2 separate regions of the Homo sapiens genome follow, and region 1 is linked to region 2. A link is an interaction called in ENCODE POLR2A ChIA-PET data of the cell type or tissue named here. Cell type or tissue: PC-9. All regions are shown on one strand. Each heading gives the region's core, and the rest is flanking DNA. Links, peaks and the distances in the headings are about the cores only. Region 1 holds the start of CBLC (Cbl proto-oncogene C). Region 2 overlaps CKM (creatine kinase, M-type).

What was found. ChIA-PET counts read pairs that join two places held together with the same protein. Peaks named below come from ENCODE experiments on the same cell type or tissue, not always from the same donor. Only the 100,000 strongest peaks of a DNase experiment are listed, where the experiment ranks them.
Region 1: POLR2A ChIA-PET joins it to region 2 with 20 read pairs; 2 of 35 experiments call an interaction of 5 or more read pairs at or near these places.

What each region holds. Positions count from the first base shown.
Region 1 is chr19:44,774,416-44,778,753 of GRCh38, forward strand. It overlaps CBLC (Cbl proto-oncogene C), which reads left to right and starts at 3,475. Exons shown (of 11, transcript NM_012116.4): 1 at 3,475-3,869. The coding sequence starts at 3,517. In PC-9, for the core only: a CTCF peak has its summit at 3,651; DNase peaks (open chromatin) are centred at 2,136, 2,476 and 3,386; H3K4me3 peaks cover 2,631 bases; H3K27ac peaks cover 3,633 bases.
Region 2 is chr19:45,308,791-45,313,173 of GRCh38, forward strand. CKM (creatine kinase, M-type) reads right to left here. Exons shown (of 8, transcript NM_001824.5): 5 at 2,959-3,130. Among named protein-coding and RNA genes, the nearest start is that of CKM, 12 kb to the right of the region's middle. In PC-9, for the core only: no CTCF peak of the experiment used is centred there; no DNase peak of the experiment used is centred there.

The DNA.
Region 1 (4,338 bases), core at 339-4,338, 530 kb before region 2:
TGCTGCGCAAGAGTTTATTGTGAGAGTACACCACAATTTATGTCAGGCTGCTGGTGGTGAACACCCACCTTGTTGCCAATTTCCTCCACTTCCAACAAGAATGCAATTAACATCCCTGAACATGTCTCTTGGAGTTTCTTAGGGCAGTATCTTTCAAACGGCCAAACAAGATCCATTAGTGGGTTGTGAAATCAATTTAGTGGGTTATAAACAATTTTTCCTTTAATGAAATGGAATTAAATAGAAGCTATTAGAGTGCATGCTCATAGTCGGAGTGAGAGCTCTTCTGTGAAACTTTTGCTTCAGGTGTCTATAGCTGTATTAATGTCCAGCAAAAGTGTTTACAAGCCACAGCTCTGAAAGAGGTAACTGGACAAATGACCTGTCCATTTGTCCAAAGGTCTCGTGGATGCTGCCAAATTGCTCTGCAATGTAGTTTGTCCATTTGCACTCAGAGCAGCTCCTTGCCAATACTTGCCAGTCAACACTTTGAACTTTTTCAGGCTAATGGGTTTTCATCCTGTTTTGTTTTTTGTTTTGTTTTGTTTTGTTTTGTTTTGTTTTTTGAGACAGTCTCGCTCTGTCGCCCAGGCTGTAGTGCAGCAGCATGATCTCAGCTCACTGCAACCTCTTCCCCCCGCCGGGTTCAAGCGATTCTCCTACCTCTGCCTCACAAGTAACTGGGATTACAGGCACACCACTATGCCCAGCTAATTTTTGTATTATTTTAATTATTTATTTATTTATTTTTATTTATTTATTTTTGAGATGGAGTCTCACTCTGTCACCCAGGCTGGAGTGCAGTGCTGCAGTGTTGGCTCACTGCAACCTCTGCCTCCTGGATTCAAGCGATTCTCCCGCCTCAGCCTCCTGAGTAGCTGGGACTGCAGGCACGCAACACCATGCCCAGCTAATTTTTGTATTTTGAGAAAGGGGGTTTTGCCATGTTGGCCAGGCTAGTCTCCAACTTCTAACCTCAAGTGATCCACCCACCTCAGCCTCCAAAAGTGCTGGGATTACAGGCATGAGCAACTGTGCCCAGCCTAATTTTTGTATTTTTAGCAGAGATAGGGTTTCACCATGTTGGCCAGGCTGGTCTCAAACTCCTGAACTCAAGTGATCCACCCGCCTTGGCCTCCTAAAGTGCTGGGATTACAGGCTACAGGCATGAGCCACCACACCCGGCCCAATCTATTTATTTATTTTATTTTTTTATTTATTTTCTTTTTGGTCGTTTTTTAATTTAAAGAAAAATTTTAAGATTTTCAATTCCTACGAGATGGGGGTGGGGCTAAGGAGGGGCTCAGGGTGCATTGGGAGGTTCGGCTCTCATCCTATGCCCCCTACCCGCCGACCTCAAAGGACTTTTGAGAATTCAGTGTGCCAATGTTTGCAAAGCATTACACACAGGGCCTGATAGACAGCAAGCATTCAATAAATGCTAGCTATGGCCGGGTGTAGTGGCTCATGCCTGTAATCCCAGCATTGTGGGAGGCCCAGGCTGGAGGATTGCCTGAGCTCAGAAGTTCAAGACCAGCCTGTGTAACACAGTGAGACATCATCTCTACTAAAAACTAAAAAAAAAAAAAAAAAATAGCCAACGTGGCAGTGCATGCCTGTAGTCCTAGTTACTAGGGAGGCTGAGACAGGAGGACCACTTGAGCCCCAGAGGTCAAGGCTGCAATGAGTGGTGATCCAACAACCACTGCACTCCAGCCTAGGAGACAGAGCAAGACCCTGTCTCAAAAAAATAAAATAAAATAAAATAAAAGTTAGTTATTACTATTATTCTCTGATTCAAAGTTCTCTAGATATGTGCACATTTGCGATCAGAACTTGGCCTGGTCTGACCAGGCATGGTGGCTCACGCCTGTAATCCCACCTCTTTAGGAGGCCGAGCAGGCAGGATTGATTGAGCCCAGGAGATCCAGGCTGCAGTGAGCTATGATCAGGCCACTGCACTCCAGCCTAAGCAACAGAGCAAGACCAAGCAAGACCCTGTATCACAGGAAAAAAAAAAAAAAAAAAAGAACTTGGCTTGGCCTAGGATGGGGCGCGGCCAGAATGCCTTGCTTAGGGGCGAGGCCCACAGCGCCCCGATGGCTGCCCAGCGAGCAACTGAGCAACCAGGCTGATGTTACAGGTTCTACAGGTTGGGTGAAAGCCACGCCCGGCCACCCCTACACAAATGAGTTGCTCCCCGCCCCCACAGTCTTGAACGCCATCCTCCCGCCTGGCTTCTTCGGGACTCAGGAGTATCTTAACTCTGGCCTGATTTCTCCCATGCCACACCATTAGGGGCACCCAGAAATCTTGTTGCCAAATTCCTGCCCCCTCAGACACCCACTTTCAAACCCTTGCTTCTAGGGAACCCAAGGGCCTGGTGGCTCTGTGCCTCCTTCCTCGGAGACAGAGAGAGAGCAATGCCTCCCTGACCGGTTCCTCCTTGAAATCTCAGTTATCTGACCTTTAATCCCATGCCACGACCAAAGACCCATACCTTCGACAAGGCGCTGTGTCCAAGTCCCACCTCTCGGTAGCTCCCAGCCCTTCCCCTCCCCTCTCCAAGAAGAGTCCCGTGGCAGGGCAAAATGGCTCACGCCTGTAATCCCAGCACTTTAGGAGGCCGAGGCGGATGCATCGCTTGAGCTCAGAAGTTCAAGACCAGCCTGGGCAACATGGTGAGACCCCGTCTCTACTAAAAATACAAAAAATAAAATAAAATAAAATAGCCAGGACTGCTGATGCGCGCCTGTGACCCCAGCTACTCAGGAGGGTGAGGTGGGAGGATCACTTGAGCCTGGGAGACAGAGGTTGCAGTGAGCTAAGATCTCACCACTGCACTCCAGCCTGGGTGAAAAAGCAAGACCCTGTCTCAAAAAAAAAAAGTCCCAGGCCTCCCCTAGCCCCTTGCCCCTCTCTGAAGGGACCCAGATATCCTACCTGCACTTCCCACCCACACACTGAGAAGCCCCCTCCTACCGCTACCCACCAAAGCCACCCCACCCTGCTCCTTTTTGAGAATCAAACTCAAACCGCACCAGCTAATTTTTTTTTCTTTTTTGTATTTTTAGTAGAGACACGGTTTCACCATGTTGGCCAGGCTGGTCTCGAACTCCTGACCTCAGGTGATCCGCCTGCCTCGGCCTCCTAAAGTGCTGGGATTACAGTTGTGAGTCATCGCGCCCAGCCACATTTTATTTTATTTTTAAAAATTTTTTAGAGATAGGGCCTCACTATGTTGCCCAGGCTGGTTTTGAACTCCTGGGCTCAGGTGATCCTTCCACCTCGGCCACCCAAAGTGCTGGGATTACAAGCATGAGCCACCGCTCCCGGCCTCCAAATCCCACCTCTTGAAGACCCACGTGCCAGGTCCTCCAGCCCCCGCCCCCTTTGGAGACACTGGTACCTGCAGGCCCCTCCCCGGTTCTCTAGGACCCGCCCTCTCCTTTCACTCTGGGCGAGGCCGCCCCTATCCCAGCCGCACCGGTCCTTCCCGGCACACGCGAGGCTCCCATGGCTCTGGCGGTGGCCCCGTGGGGGCGACAGTGGGAAGAGGCCCGCGCCCTGGGCCGGGCAGTCAGGATGCTGCAGCGCCTAGAAGAGCAATGCGTCGACCCCCGGCTGTCCGTGAGTCCCCCTTCGCTGCGGGACCTGCTGCCCCGCACAGCGCAGCTGCTTCGAGAGGTGGCCCATTCTCGGCGGGCGGCCGGCGGAGGCGGCCCCGGGGGTCCCGGCGGCTCTGGGGACTTTCTACTCATCTACCTGGCCAATCTGGAGGCCAAGAGCAGGCAGGTGGCCGCGCTGCTGCCTCCCCGGGGCCGAAGGAGTGCCAACGACGAGCTCTTCCGGGCGGGCTCCAGACTCAGGTGAGCCTTCGCCCCAGAACAAAGTCCTCTGGGGTGAGGCCCAGGTCTTGCTCCCAGCCCCTCCTCCCCCAGACCCAGGAACTTAGGCCCCCACCCCCTCCTCCCTCAGACCCAGGAACTCAGGCCCCCACCACCTCCTCCCTCAGACTCAGGGCTCCAGCCCCCAGCCCCTCCTCCCTCAGACCCAGGGGTCCAGGCCCCAGCCCCTCCTCCCTCAGACCCAGGAACTCAGGCCCCCACCCCCTCCTCCCTCAGACTCAGGGCTCCAGCCCCCAGCCCCTCCTCCCTCAGACCCAGGGGTCCAGGCCCCAGCCCCTCCTCCCTCAGACCCAGGAACTCAGGCCCCCACCCCCTCCTCCCTCAGACTCAGGGCTCCAGCCCCCAGCCCCTCCTCCCTCAGACCCAGGGGTCCAGGCCCCAGCCCCTCCTCCCTCAGACCCAGGAACTCAGGCCCCCATCCCCTCCTCCC
Region 2 (4,383 bases), core at 224-4,223:
TCTCAGGATGTTTGACAAACAGAAGCTTGGGATCAGAACTGATAACACTTGGTAATCCTACATCTGGTTTCAGGACCAGAAAATCTTCCCATCGTAGTGTGTTAGCTCCCAATCCTAGCATCTCAGAAGCAGGATCTTAGAACATAAAATATTAAGGCTGGGTGCGGTGGCTCACGCCTGTAATCCCAGCACTTTGGGAGGCCGAGGCGGGCGGATCACAAGGTCAGGAGATCGACACCATCCTGGCTAACACGTCGAAACCCTGTCTCTACTAAAAAATACAAAAAAAAATCTGGGCATGGTGGCGGGCATCTGTAGTCCCAGCTACTCAGGAGGCTGAGGCAAGAGAATGGCGAGAACCCGGGAGGTGGAGCTTGCAGTGAGTCGAGATCGCGCCACTGCACTCCAGCCTGGGCAACAGAGCGAGACTCCATCTCAAAAAAAAAAAAAAAAAAGAACATAAAATATTAAGATCCGGAAATGGCCGGGTGTGGTGGCTCATGCCTGTAATCCCAGCACTTTGGGAGGCCAAGGCCGGAGGATTGCTTGAGCCCAGGAGTTCAAGACTACCCTGGGCAACATGGCAAGACCCACATATCTACAAAATTTAAAAAATTAGCAGGCATGGTGGGACACATGCCTGTAGTCCAAGCCACTGGGGAGGCTGAGGCGGGAGGATCACTTGACCTTGGAAGGTCCAGGCTGCAGCGAGCTATGATCCCACCACTGCACTCCAGCCTGGGCAACAGAGCAAGACCCTGTCTCAAAAAAAAAAAAAAAAAAACCTGAGGGCAGGCATGGTGGCTCACGCTTGTAATCCCAGCACTTTGGGAGGCTGAGGTGGGCGGATCACTTAAGGTGAAGAGTTCGAGACCAGCCTGAGCAACATGGCAGAACGCTGTCTCTACCAAAAATACGAAAACTAGCTGGGCACAGTGGCACATGCCTGTCGTCCTAGCTACTAAGGAGGCGGAGGGTGAGAGGATCGTTTGAACCCGGGAGATGGAGGTTTCAGTGAGTCGAGATCAACCCACTGCACTCCAGCCTGGGCCTCAGAGTGAGAGTCCATCTCAAAATAAATAAATAAATAAATGAGTGGAATCTTAAAACCTAAAAATATTTAAAATCTTGAAATCTTAGAATCATCCCATCTGTATATCTTAGCACCCAGGCTCCCTTCATCGATTGAAACCTAGGTTCTCTAAATCTTTGACTATCTGAATCAGGGATTCAAAGAGTCAAAACAAGTCTAGCAATAATACTTTATAATAAAGATAAGACGAATAACCAAGATGTACTGAACACTTAGTGTATACCAGGCACTGCTTTTTTTTTTTTTTTTTTTTTTGAGACAGAGTCTTGGTCTGTCGCCCAGGCTGGAGTGCAGTGATGCGATCTTGGCTCACTTCAAGCTCCGCCTCCCGGGTTCACGCCATTCTCCTGCCTCAGCCTCACGAGTAAGTAGGACTACAGGCGCCTGCCACCAAGCCCAGCTAATTTTTTGTATTTTTAGTAGAGACGGGGTTTCACCATGTTAGCCAGGATGGTCTCGATCTCCTGACCTCGTGATCCGCCCGCCTTGGCCTCCCAAAGTGCTGGGATTACAGGCGTGAGCCACCGCGCCTGGCCCAGGCACTGCTTTTAATACTTTACATAAATTAACTCATTTAATCCTCACAAGAACACCAGAAACTACAAATTATTGTGATCCCTATCCTATAGCTAGGAAACTGGGGTAGAGAAAAATAAAATAAGTTGCCCAAGGTCACAAAGCTAGTAAAGTTAGTAAATGGTAGAGCTGGGATTTGAACCTAGGGAGTACGGTTCAAGTCTGAGTTCTTATTTTTGAGACAGGTAGCTGGAGTGCAGTACCTCGGTCATGATTCACAGTAACCTCAATCCTCTGGGCCCAGCTGATCCTCAGCCTCTCGAGTAGCTGGGACCACAGGTATACGCCATCACGCCTGGCTTTTTTTTTTTTTTTTTTTTTTTTTTTTTTTTGAGACGGAGTCTCCTGTCGCCCAGGCTGGAGTGCAGTGGCACGATCTCAGCTCACTGCAAGCTCCGCCTCTTGGGTTCAGGCCATTCTCCTGCCTCAGCCTCCCAAGTAGCTGGGACTACAGGCGCCTGCCACGACGCCGGGCTAATTTTTTTTTTTTTTTTGTAGTTTTAGTAGAGACGGGGTTTCACCGTGTTAGCCAGGATGGTGTCAATCTCCTGACCTCGTGATCCGCCCACCTTGGCCTCCCAAAGTGCTGGGATTACAGGCGTGAGCCACCGCGCCTGGCTTTTTTTTTTTTTAATTTTTGTAGCGACGTGGTCTCCCTATGTTGCCCAGGCTGGTCTAGAACTCCTGGGCACAAGCGACCCTCCTGCTGCAGCCTCCCAAAGTGCTGGGATTACAGGTGTGAGCCACTGTGCCCGGCCAAGTCTAAGTTCTTTCTTTTTTGTTTGTTTTTTTTTGAGACAGTCTGGCTCTGTCGCCCAGGCTGGAGTGCAGTGGCACGATCTCGGCTCACTGCAACCTCCGCCACCTGGGTTCAAGCGATTCTCCTGCATCATCTTCCCAAGTAGCTGGGACTACAGGCGCCTGCCACTACGCCCAGCTAAATTTTTGTCATTTTTAGTAGACACCGTGTTGGCCAGGCTGGTCTCAAACTCCTGACCTCAAGTGATCCCCCCGCCTTGGCCTCGCAAAGTGCAGGGATTACAGGCATGAGCCACCGTGCCCCGCCAAGTCTTAAGTTTTTAACTACCACTTCTCCGGTCCAGATATCCCAAAATCTGACACACAGACCACAGGATGGGCAGGGGCGGAGGGCAAGATCATTTTCCGTGGCATTTAGAAGATCATAATTACGTATATGGCCTTGGTTTTGGTGGAGGAGTGAGGAGGGCCGTTGCAGGACTGGAGGAGGCTGGGGGAAGAGGAAGCCAGGGGGCGGGGAGGGGCCTCACCAGATGCCACGGGCGTCGGGCCAGTCGCGGGCCATGCCTGAGGCCAGCAGCAGCGGGGACACGGGCTTGTCGAACAGGAAGTGGTCATCGATGAGCTGCTGCTGCTCCTTCTCCGTCATGCTCTTCAGAGGGTAGTACTTCCCTTTGAACTCGCCCGTCAGGCTGTTGAGAGCTATGGGGACACACGAGGGAGTGGTCAGCAGCCTGTCCCACCTCAACCAGGGTGTGGAGGCCCAGGGTTTCCCCTGCTGCTGCTCCTAACGGGCCTGGGCCTTGGCCCCCTGGATGTCCTAAAGGCACCTGAACCCTGTGTCTAAACCCACACTTGTGACGGCTCCCCAAAATCTGTTCCTGCCATCTGTCCAGGCCCCCAGGAATGGCCACCCCATGTGCTCAATCTGGAAAACAGACCCACCTCTTCCCCTGAGGGACCCTCACATCCAATCCACCTGCAGGCCACAGTGTGCTGGTGCCTGCTCCTAATGGCTGGCAACACAGATGGCTGAAGTCTCAGGACTTTGAGAGGCCATTAGTAAAAATTATTATAAAGTAGAATGGTAGCCAGGTGCACTGGCACGAGCCTGTAGTCCAGATACTGGGGAGGCTGAGGCAGGAGGATCACTTAAGCCCAGGAGTTCGAGTCCAGTCTGGGTAACATAGCAAGACCCCCATCTTTTTTTTTTTTTTTTATGAGACGGAGTTTTGCTCTTGTTGCCCAGGCTGGAGCGCAATGGCGCGATCTTGGCTCACTGCCACCTCCGTCTCCCGGGTTCAAGCGAATCTCTTGCCTCAGCCTCTCAAGTACCTGGGATTACAGGCATGCGCCACCATGCCCGGCTAATTTTGTATTTTTAGTAGAGACGGGGTTTCTCCACTTGGGCGCCTGGCCCAAGACCCCAATCTTTAAAAAAAAAAAAATTGTAGGCTGGGCGCAGTGGCTCATGCCTATAATCCCAGCACTTTGGGAGGCCAAGGCAGGCAGATCACTTGAGGTCAGGATTTTGAGACCAGCCTGGCCAACATGGTGAAACCCCGTCTCCACTAAAAATACAAAAATTAGTCGGCCATGGTGGCACACGCCTGTAATCCCAGCTACTCAAGAGGCTGAGGCACGAGAAACACTTGAACCCAAGAGGTGGAGGTTGCAGTGAGCTGAGATTTTGCCACTGCACTCCAGCCTGGGTGACAGAGTGAGATTCTGTCTAAAAAAAAAAAAAAGAAAAAAAATTGTGTGTTTATTTGTATATTCATGTATAAAATATGTGTATAATGAATTTGTGTTTGTGCATATGTACAATAAATCTATAATATTTATATATCTTATACATATTCATATAATATACAGACATACCTCGTTTTATTGCATTTTGCAGATACTGTGTTTTTTACAAATTGGAGGTTTGTGGCAACTCTTTGTCCAGCAGG